Regions from separate parts of the Homo sapiens genome. Here region 2 is linked to region 1. Evidence: read pairs that join two places in POLR2A ChIA-PET (ENCODE). Cell type or tissue: GM12878. All regions are shown on one strand. Each heading gives the region's core, and the rest is flanking DNA. Links, peaks and the distances in the headings are about the cores only.

What was found. Peaks named below come from ENCODE experiments on the same cell type or tissue, not always from the same donor. Only the 100,000 strongest peaks of a DNase experiment are listed, where the experiment ranks them.
Region 2: POLR2A ChIA-PET joins it to region 1 with 10 read pairs; 2 of 35 experiments call an interaction of 5 or more read pairs at or near these places.

Annotation. Positions count from the first base shown.
Region 1 is chr7:141,698,945-141,704,207 of GRCh38, forward strand. DENND11 (DENN domain containing 11) reads right to left here and starts at 3,222. Exons shown (of 9, transcript NM_001080392.2): 1 at 2,942-3,222. The coding sequence starts at 3,209. WEE2-AS1 (WEE2 antisense RNA 1) reads right to left here. Exons shown (of 4, transcript NR_199841.1): 4 at 5,059-5,263. In GM12878, for the core only: no CTCF peak of the experiment used is centred there; a DNase peak (open chromatin) is centred at 2,637; H3K4me3 peaks cover 2,858 bases; H3K27ac peaks cover 847 bases.
Region 2 is chr7:140,221,703-140,227,193 of GRCh38, forward strand. No RefSeq gene overlaps it. Among named protein-coding and RNA genes, the nearest start is that of KDM7A-DT, 47 kb to the left of the region's middle. In GM12878, for the core only: no CTCF peak of the experiment used is centred there; no DNase peak of the experiment used is centred there; H3K27me3 peaks cover 158 bases.

The DNA of each region.
Region 1 (5,263 bases), core at 1-5,000:
GGAGGGTTGAGGTGGGTGTGGGGTGGGGGGAGGAAGGATCTCCTAGGAGTGGAAACTGAGGACACAGGTGGGAGAGACATGGGGAAGTGGCTAAGCAGGCAGGCCAGCGAGAGAAACTAAACAGCAGACAAATCACACCTATGTAAGAACTTCTAAAATATGCTCTAATTTTGGTAAAGAAGTCAATATTCACTTTATCGCTTTTGGCAACACAGGCGAAGGAGGGGCAAAAGTCTGGGTGGGCCAATATTAAATAGGAACAAATAGCAGATCTGCCTCAGCAGTAAAGGGGGGAAGATGCTGGGCCAGTGATGGTCCAGCTCACTGTGCCACTATGGGCCTCACTCCACCGGAACCATCACACAAGGGGTACATCAGGCACTCTCTGAGGGCCCTGTCCTAGTGCTAACCTTGAGGCCCTCAGAAGCTCAGTAGCATTCATTCACTACATCTCCTACTTTTAAGATATATATAAAATAAAATTATATGGTACAAGGTCTATCAGAGTATTTTTACAGGAAGCAAAGTGCCATTTAGGACTAGGATAGATGACAAAAGAGACAAACACATTTATGGTCAGTAAAGGACTGCTTTCCCCCCACAAAAAAACACAAAAAAAACACAAGTTACAAGTGCTCCCTCTCACACTGCGCTCTCTCTTCCTCCCTCCTTTCTCCTCCATCCCTGGATAAGTAAGGATCAGGTGCCAGGGAGCAGGGGTTCAGGCAGCATAGTATACTAGAAAGACAATGGGACTTACAGTCAAGTATTTATTGGCTACTTAATATTCCCAAATTACCTAACCATCCCTGGTATGTTCCCTCATTTACAAATTGGGTATAAATGATCATCAAATTACAGAGCAGTGATCAGAATAAATCAAACAGCATTATAGTAAAATGCCTGCACAAAATGTCTAAATGTGTTACAATCCCTTCTTTGCACAGTAGCCTTAGTCTGAAAACCATCACTCACACACACACACACACACACACACACTCCGTATACACAAATTCACAAAGCCATGCTCACTGCCTGTGACTGACAAGGAATGGGGGCAGGTACTAGCCCTCTGGCGCTTTTATCAATTGATAGATATCAATTGGCCAATATCAATAATTGATCAATTATCAGTATTATCCACCCTATCTGTCTGTAATTAGTATAAAACTTCTTTTCTCTTTCCCTTCCCTAAGACTCTACCACTGGAGCTACCAATACTAAATCAGACCGTGTGAATGTGCCCTTTCTATTCCTTCTAGTTACTCTGAAATATTTCCCAGGATAAGTCAAATGCTGGTAGCTGTTTACCTGTAAATGATGGGGTACAGTATAAGCAATATGATTAGTTACAAAGTATTGGTTTTTGTCTAGCATTACGGGTAACTTTGGTCAAAAAAGACCAATACTTTTCAAACTACTGGTATCTAGGAATCTCAAATGCGAGTCAACCAGCATGTGTGATGAACACTTAAAAAAAAGAGAAAAGAGCCACTGCATTCCAGCCTAGGCGACAGAGTGAGACACTGTCTGAAAAAAAAAAAAAAGAGAGAGAAAAAAGAATGCATTACATGTAGAAGGAGTCAGCACTACTTCATGAAATGTCTATTTCAGTTACATAAGTACTGTACGTGTATGTGAGCATATTGGTTGTGATGTAAAATTAACTTCACATGATAGATCAGTCAAAAGAGTTTGAAAGCCATGGAATGTGGCAAAGAAACAAGCAGAAGTCACAAAGGCCTGAATTGTCCCCACAAACTCTGTCCCTGCAAATGGAGCTCCACAGTGAATCCCACATTCTTCCTGTGTCCTACAGCTGAGAACCCCAAAATTACCGGCCTGGAACCCATCATCAGCTGCCATACCAGATTCCCCTTCTCCAGATCCTAACCCCTTTTTTTCTCCACTCCATCCCACCTCATCCCAGAAAGCAGCCAATATTTTCCCGCACGAACAGGCACTCCACACTCCAGCAGCTGCCCTGGAGACATTGACAGTCACACCTGGGTTTCCTTAAGCCCTGACACCACGACTCCTGCGATGACACCTCCTTCCCCCAACCCCGAACAGCAGAGCCACTCTCAGAGTCAGAAGTCCCTAGCTGACCCTCCAAGGCTTCCTGGGCGCGCAGGGTCGTTCTTCCACCTTCTGTCCCCCGTGGACTCTCACCTGGAAAACGCACACCCCCCTGCCGGGTGGTTAGGCTAAGATTATGTGGGATAAGACTTTAATTCTCCAAGCATCTCCGAAAGACAGCCTATCCGGGGAGGCTTCTCCTTTAATCAGCCTTCAGCTGAATCCCTCAGCCCCATCCCTTAATGCTCCCGGCGTTAATTCCTCAAAATAATGCAGTCAGAGAAAGTGAACTTGGCCGCTAGGAAAGTTACCCCAGAGGAAGCGACGGGGAGCTAGGGCGAGCGGGGAGCGGGGGACGGGGTGGGGGGCGAGCGGGGAGCGGGGGACGGGGTGGGGGGCGAGCGGGGAGCGGGGGACGGGATGGGGGGCGAGCGGGGAGCTCAGGGCGCTCGCCCGGGGGGTTTCCTCCGCACAACGTGAAAAATCTTCTAGCCCCCAAGAAAAGAAAACAAAACCCAACGTGGCCACAAACCGGATGCCCTGTCACTGAAGTGCGAACACCACTGTGGGGCTGGGACTCAGAGGAGAGGAGGGGAGGGGAGAGGAGGTCGGCGGGGCTGGAACAAAGCCCTCGGGGCCGCTCCGAGAGGCCGCGCGCCAGCACCCAGCTGCGCCCCGAGGGAGAGAGCTGAGGACTGGCCGACCCCCGCCCTTCCCCAAGCCCGGGAGCCCGGGGCCGGCCCTGGTGCGGGGTGCGGGGCCGGGAGGGCAGGTGCGCGCGCAGCGAGCCCCTCCCCCGCGCCCCCAAAGCTCGGGGGCACCCCGACCCTCCCCACGCGCCTGGCCCCGGCGCGGCCCTCACCCGAGCGGGGGTCGAAGGTGACCACGAACACGGCCACCACCTGGTCCTCCTCCACGTCGCCCAGCTCCAGGCGCCCGGGCTGCAGCAGCACCTCCGGGGCGGCCGGCTCCTCGGGCTCCCGCCTCCGGGGCGGCTCCGCGGCCGGCCGGGCGCCCCCGCCGCCGCCCCGGCCCCAGCCTCCCGCCTGCGGCTGCGGGGCCTGCGGCAGGGAGACGGCGGGGCCCTCGGCCCAGCGCAGCAGCGGCGCCGCGTCTCCCTGCTCCACCATGGCTAGGCGAGGCGGAGCCGCGGGCGCGAGGGGCGGGGCGGGCGGGCTGCGGGAACCCCCCTCGCCTGGCCGCGCCAACGCCGCCGCCGCCCGCCGGGTCTGGCGCTGCCCGGGGCCCCGCCGCGGAGGCGCCTTTCCCACGGAGCCAGAGCAGGCGTCCGCGGAGCCGGCTTCGGGAACCGCGAGCCTATTCGGAGGCGCCCGTGTGCACGTCCGTGTGTGGGACGCGTGCGGCCGGAACGTTCATCCTTGCGTCCATACACCTGTGTGCGGGTGGAGGTGCCTTCTCACCTAGGGTTCCGTGGTATAGCTACCACTGTGAGTTTTTATGTCACCATTATTTTTTAAAGTCCGCTGGTCCTGTGGACCGTGACAGATATGTATTACATAATCCTGGATGTGTGGCAGAAGCTGCTTCTAAGCAGAGGAGTGAAGCAGAGGTGCTCTGGCTACCCAGGTGTTTGCAATATACTCATCAATAAACACTGAAAAGGCCATAGGGTTAAAGTTTGGGAATTTTGTTCTTCCTTTTATATTACAAACTGATTAGGATGGAGATTATGAGTTTATTTCCTGGTATATATACAACTTGAGGGTATTAAATTAGGAGGTGCTGGAGCATTTGTGGGACGAGGGATATTCCCTCAGAAGATCAGGAAAAGGAAGTTGCTCAGGGGAGAAAGAGGAAAGTCAGCTCTAAAGCTGATGGCTTTGGAAATGGATTAGGGGTTTTCTGTGAACCCCCATTTTATATTTAAAAATAAATTTTACATGCCTCAATCCTTGAGGTAAATCTAGCAGCTAAGTAACTCTTTAAGAGGAGATGTGTATAAAAATAGGAATAGCTATTAAAATAGAAAGAAGGAGGTGGCAAGAGAAGGAGGTACACAGTTCATCCAGGGTTCAGCAAGGCTCCATGGTTTGCCTGTTCGCAAAAGGACCCAGTAGAGCTATGTGCTGGGTGCTACTCCACGGGATGTTTATGAACCTCCGTGTCCTACACGTCAGCACTGCAATGATAATGTGATTTAACCCCTATCCCTAAGAAGATAATCAATGACTGCCCTAGGCTGCCACTTCTAATCTAAAATCTATGATATAACAATAAAGAATGTACTTATGCAGCATTTTACCCCCAAGAACAGGGTCTACTTTCATTATTTACATATTTAGTTCAGCCTTTCCTGAAAGGTAAAACTTCAGCATAGGAATCTCTTGATTGGATCAGAAGGATGAAGAAGTAGCTGTGGATGTTTGACCAAGTTACTGATGACCTCCAGAGCTCATCCCTTGGAGCACTGACAGCAAATAAGTCAAGACGGAGCACAGTAGAGATCCATCTCTGAGAATGTCTCCTCCATACCTGCTCATTTCTTCCCAGTGAGGCACTGTGTGTGTGTGTGTGTGTGTGTGTATGTATGTATGTGATGTGGGAGAGGCAGAAACAGACATACACACATACATACACACACAGAGACAGACAGAGAGAGAGAGAGATCTTATTTCTGTGGCCGGGGGCGGTGGGGCTGGCCTTGGTGCAGGTCACACAGGTGACCCATTACCTGTTCTAATCTTAGGGACTCCGGGAATGACCACAGCCCAACTGTGACTAACAGAGAAAAGGTCAGACTAGTGGGTCTGTACCATCGTTTTAAAATGTCTGCTCCTTAAAGTATCGGTAGGATATCATCAATCTCTAAATTACTGGGACATCAAATCAGAGATCTATTCCTATTCTAAGTATGCTATGTGTTGTGTGTGTAGACAAGTGGTATGTTTCTACTGTCACAGCTATTTTGATGAATAATCTCTAGTTCTAGCAAATGGGAAACTTTGGCAAGAGAAGCAATTTGTTAAAATCTGTTTGATTTATTCATCAGATAGATTTATAGTAGATTTCAAATTAATAGAATAACCTAGGGGTTTTTATTAATGGCACTAAAGTATCCATGGGTAAAATATGTTGTCACTGATTTGCTTCACAATACCCCAGCACTCACCCTCAATGAAGTTGCAGTTATGAACTAAACAAGACTGTAAAGCCATACATAATT
Region 2 (5,491 bases), core at 194-5,193, 1.5 Mb before region 1:
GAACTCCAGCCACTTCCTGAGCCTTCAAGCTGCTGTTTTCCCCTAACCCCAGAAAACCCCTGAGGTTGTGTAATTATGAACTCCAAACACGGAGCACCAAAAATCAACAGAAGTCAGGAAAAGAAGCTCCTTAACCTTGTCCAAAGAAGCTCAGTAAAAATACAAATAGTAGCTGTGAGTGAGGCAAAAACAAATCTGTAAACATAAACAGATTAGAGGCCGGGCATGGTGGCTCACGCCTGTAATCCCAGCACTTTGAAAGGCCGAGGTGGGCGGATCGTGTGGTCAGGAGTTCGAAACCAGCCTGACCAACATGGTGAAACCCTGTGTCTACTAAAAATACAAAAATTAGGCAGGCGTAGTGGCATGTGCCAATAATCCCAGCTACTCAGGAGGCTGAGGCAGGAGAATCGCTTGAACCCAGGAGGCAGAGGTTACAGTGAGCCAAGATCATGCCATTGCACTCCAGTCTGGGCGACAGAGCGAGACTCTGTCTCACAAAAAAAAAAAAAAAAAAAAAAAAAAAAGAGAGAGAGATTTGAATTCATTGAATTCAATAGAGATTTAAAAATCATTAGAATGGGAATCTTGAAACTTCAGTAAGGATTTTCCTGTTAAAAAACAACAAATTCGGCTGGGCGCAATGGCTCACGCCTGTAATCCCAGCACTTTGGGAGGCCGAGGCAGGCGGATCACCTGAGGTCAGGAGTTCAAGACCAGCCTGGCCAACATGGTGAAACCCCGTCTCTATTAAAAATACAAAAATTAGCCAGGTGTGGCGGCGTGTGCCTGTGATCCCGGCTATTCAGAAGGCTGAGGCAGGAGACTCGCTTGAATCTGGGAGGCAGAGGTTACAGTGAGCCAAGATCACGCCACTGCTCTCCAGCCTGGGCGACAGAGCCAGACTCTGTCTCAAAACAAAAATAAAAACAAAACAACAAATTCAACCTGACTGGAGAGACCAGAACGTGGGAGTCCCCCATTCGTGTCCCACTGATAAGAAGTGTCCTAGGAATCACAGCAGCTGGTGTCTGAGATCAACAGCCCCCCAGTCACTAAAGCGCTACCCTGCCTTTCACACTCTAGCCCCAGAGCTGGGAAGGGAGCACTCATGGGGACATTGTCCCTGTTCGCAGAGGGAACACGGCCGCTTGTCAGCGCCTTATCCCACTGTCAGGGCAGCTGGCTGGGATGGGAGGGGAGACTGCATGAACCCCCATATTTGTGAAACTGAGTAAAAAGGAAGTTCACTTCCTGAGAAGGGTGAACTAGTCAGGCATGACATCTACAATCACCTTGCTTATGAGGCTGCAACAGAGGGGTGCTTGTCTACAGAGGACGTTAGCTACACAGGCGACGGCCCTGGGCAGATGACAGCCACGCTTGCCCATGGCACTGAGCATACCATGGTGCCCGGTGACAACACTGGGGTCGAGTCTGGAAGCCCTAGAGAACTCTGCTTCCCAGGGCTGCTAACACTGACTGGGGAGGACCCTCTGATGTTACAAAAGCCAGAAAAGGCACCCCCGGTCTCTTTCACGAACCTGATTTCCCTGTAGGAAGTAAGTTCTTGCTTCTCTTAAAACGCGATTCCCAGAACTGAACATAATAAATATTTCATTCCTAGGACCCTAAATGGTCCAATGGGACCGTTACTTCCCCTGTTACTTTCTAGCAACGTGACTTCTATCTTCTGTGGAAGTGGGAAAGCACCTGACCTGGGGTCTCATTCCACTTCTGCCACTTAAGGACTGAAGCCTCTTTGAGATTCAGACTCTTTGGCTGTCAATGGGGGTAAAAATACCCTGCCTATCGCTGTGAATCATTCTGAAGGGAATATGCTCATACACCCAGTGTCCAGCAGTCTGGGGAGACGTGAGATCCCTTTGCACGGATACCCCATGTCACAACGATTCTGAGGCCCCTGATGAGCGCAGGCCCTCAGCCCCAGCCCTGCAGAAGTATTCCCTGGGTCTTTCAGGGAGTCCTCAAAAGGGTCCCCGACATCTGTTGAACCAATCAGTCCCAGTCATCATTGTATCCTTCCTCTGGCCTGTCTTCTGTGGCTTGAGGTCCACCAATACGAGCCTTGGGGCCACTACCTCTAAGACACAGTGCCCATGGGGCTGCCAGGCTCCAGGTCCGGGGCTCCGTTGGTGCTCTAGATCCCTACACCCTGCGTGACCCAGCAGTGCTGATTCTGTGCACGGATGGAGAAAATGCACCTTCCACCCTCAGCCACTCCGTTATCTCCTGCAAGCAACTTTCAGCAACAACTCCCACACCCTGCCAAAAAAACAACCACTGACAAAAACATCAGTTTCCACAGGAGTGAGCTCAGCCGTTCACACCTTCAGACAACATCTCCCCTGGACTCAGGACTGCCTCAGCCTGAATGCCTGATTAACACGCCCAAGCCAGAACTGTGAAGCCCCTCAGAGGGGAACAACAAGAGAGCACAGCTGCCTGTCCCGGAGGCCTTCATGAAACCAAAGGACTTCACCCCCACAGTGAACTGAAACATCCACCTCCAAACCCAGAAAACTGCTGGCCACTTTCAAAAGACACCTCCTCCTCCCTCTCAGGAGCTGGGCCACGCTGCAGCCTAAGGCACCTCTGTCCACGTTGGAGGAGGAGGCCAGAGGGACCACCTAGGGAAAAAAAAATAAAGCATTCAGAGTCAAAAAATACTGTTGATTGCAGTGTGGCAGAGGTGCTAGGGCAATGGGGGAACACATAGGTTCAGAGAAAATCAGACAAATGCAAAAAAGAAACTGCCATTAAGTCCAGAAGGAGAAAAGGGTTGTTTAATCACAGAGTGTTGTCCTAGAACACTACATGGCTCAGAGGTGAGCCATGCCCCCTCCTAACACTACATACCTCCTCCTAATAATGTGAACAGTTGTCATTTATTTCATAAAGTACTGGAATACAAGGATACAGAAGGGGGTATAGGAAGGAGAGCGTTTCCTCCGCTACCATGATTGGAAGTTAACAAGTAGTGTGCAAAGTCGAAAATCAAGAAACAGTAATGTGGCTGGACGTGGTGGCTCACACCTGTAATTCCAGCACACCTGTAATTCCAGCACTTTGGGAGGCTGAGGCAAGCAGATCACCTGAGGTCAGGAGTTCGAGACCAGCCTGGCCAACATGGTGGAACCCCATCTCTACTAAAAATACAAAAATTAGCTAAGTATAGTGGCGCACACTTGTGATCCCAGCTACTTGGGAGGCTGAGGCAGGAGAATTGCTTGAACCTGGGAGGCAGAGGCTGCAGTGAGCTGAGGTCACCCCACTGTACTCCAGTCTGGGCAACAGAGTGAGACTCCATCTCAAAAAAAAAAAAAAAAAAAAAGGAAAGAAAAGAAATAGTAATGTAAGCATATTGTTTAGAAAAATGGTGGAAAATACAAGAAAAATGGCTACAGAGTTGGCAGTGCCGGCCTTCAGGAAGACAGCCTTGGGGAACAAGAGGCTAAGCGCAATTGTAATTTTTCATTATACTTTTTATGTATTTATTCTACTTTGCTTTTTATAGCTATGTACATGTAGCATTCTGTTAGAGATAATTTTATATAAAACAAGTCCTGACCAGGCATGGTGGCTCACACCTGTAATCCCAACAATTTGGGAGACCAAGGTGGGCAGATAACTTGAGCCCAAGAGTTCAAGACCAGCCTGGACAACATAGTGAGACCTCATCTCTAAAAAAAATTTAAAAAATTAGCCAGGCAGGTGGTGTGTGTCTGCAGCCCCAGCTACTGAGAAACCTGGGAGGTAGAGGCAGCAATAAGTCATGATCACGCTGCTGCACTCCAGTCTTTGCAACAGAGTAAGACCCTGTCTCAAAAAAAGAAACCAAAAAAAAAAAAAAAAGAAAAGGAAAATGAAAGAAAACAGATTTTCTCAGCCTCTACAAAGGCAGGTTTCAAAAACCTCAGGGCTCTATCACAGCTAGAGCTGTCATCAGATACGTTGCCATGTGTATTACTTTGCTAGAGCAAAGTAACAAAGTACTACAGACTAGGCAGCTTAAACAACAGTAAAGCATTGTCTCACAGTTCTGGAGGCTGGACGGCCGAGATCCGGATGTCAGCAGGATGGGTTCCCTCTGAGGGCTGTGAGTGAGAATCTGTTCCAGGCATCTCCCTGAGCTGCTGGTGGTTGCCAGCAATCTATGGGGTTCCTTGGCTTGTAGAAGAAGCACCCTGATCTCTGCCTTCATCTTCACATGCCATTCTCCCTGTGTGCATATCTGTGCCCAAATTTCCTTCTTTAGTTTTTATTTTTATTTTTGAGATGGGGTCTCATTCTGTTACCCAGGCTGGGGTATAGTGGTGCAATCATAGCTCACTGTAGCCTTGACCTCCCTGGCTCAAGCAATCCTCCTACCTCAGCCTCCTGAGTTAAGCTGGGGCCACAGGCATATGACACTGCACCTGGCTAGTTTGTTAAAAATTTTGTATTCTCTGTAGAGATAGTGTCTCACTATGTTGCCCAGGCTGGTCTCAAACTCCTAGGCCCAATCGATCCTCCTACCCCAGCCTCCCAAAGTTCTAGGATTATAGGCAGGAGCCACTGCACCTGGCCTAATGGATCAGGGACCACCCTACTCCAGTATGAACTCATCTTAACTAATTACATGTGCAATGACCATATTTCCAAATAAGGTCACATTCTGAGGTACTGGGGGTAAGGACTTCAGCATATGAATGCGGGGGGCAGTAGCAGTAGGAGGAACACAATTTAGCCCAACAAACTGTTAAAACTGTGGAGTGTTATTGTCATATACTTTAAAACAAATTGGCCACCCTGCAGGTCCTGTGTCTTAACATGGCTGCCTTCCTATAATACTGACTGGTACACTTGCTCCCAGAGCTCCCAATTCAACTCTGCAACAGCCCCAACTCTCTTCATTTCTCCCTGAACACACACCCACTGAAAGGTACTCTTGCTCCCTCCCCTCAGCCCCCACATTAACACCTGTCACCCTGTGGTGCTGCTGTGCCTATGTCCTGATTCCTTTGCACAGATCCCTGCTCACTAATTGAGCCTTATCTCTTCTCCCTCTCCCATTGATCCAGCCAGTCCTTTCCTCCTTCTTCTTAGATCAGGGGTGTCCGATCTTTTGGCTTCCCTGGGCCATACTGGAAAAAGAAGAATTGTCTTGGACCACACATAAAATATATTAACAATAGCTGATGAACTAAAATAAATAAATAAAATCACACAAAAAAGTCTCATGACATTTAAAGAAAGTTAACAAATTTGTGTTGGGCCACATTCAAAGCTGTCCTGGGCCGCAGACAGCCCATGGGCTGGACAAGCTGGCCTTAGATAGATTGAGACCAGGAAGCCCCCAACTTCCCCCATAATAGAACTCGTAAACTGAATCTCAGCACAAAAGGATCATCCTCCAGTGGCTGAGTACACTAGAAGCTTGAGTCCTCTGCTCATGGGGCCACTTCCTAGTTGGGTAATGGACAACTTA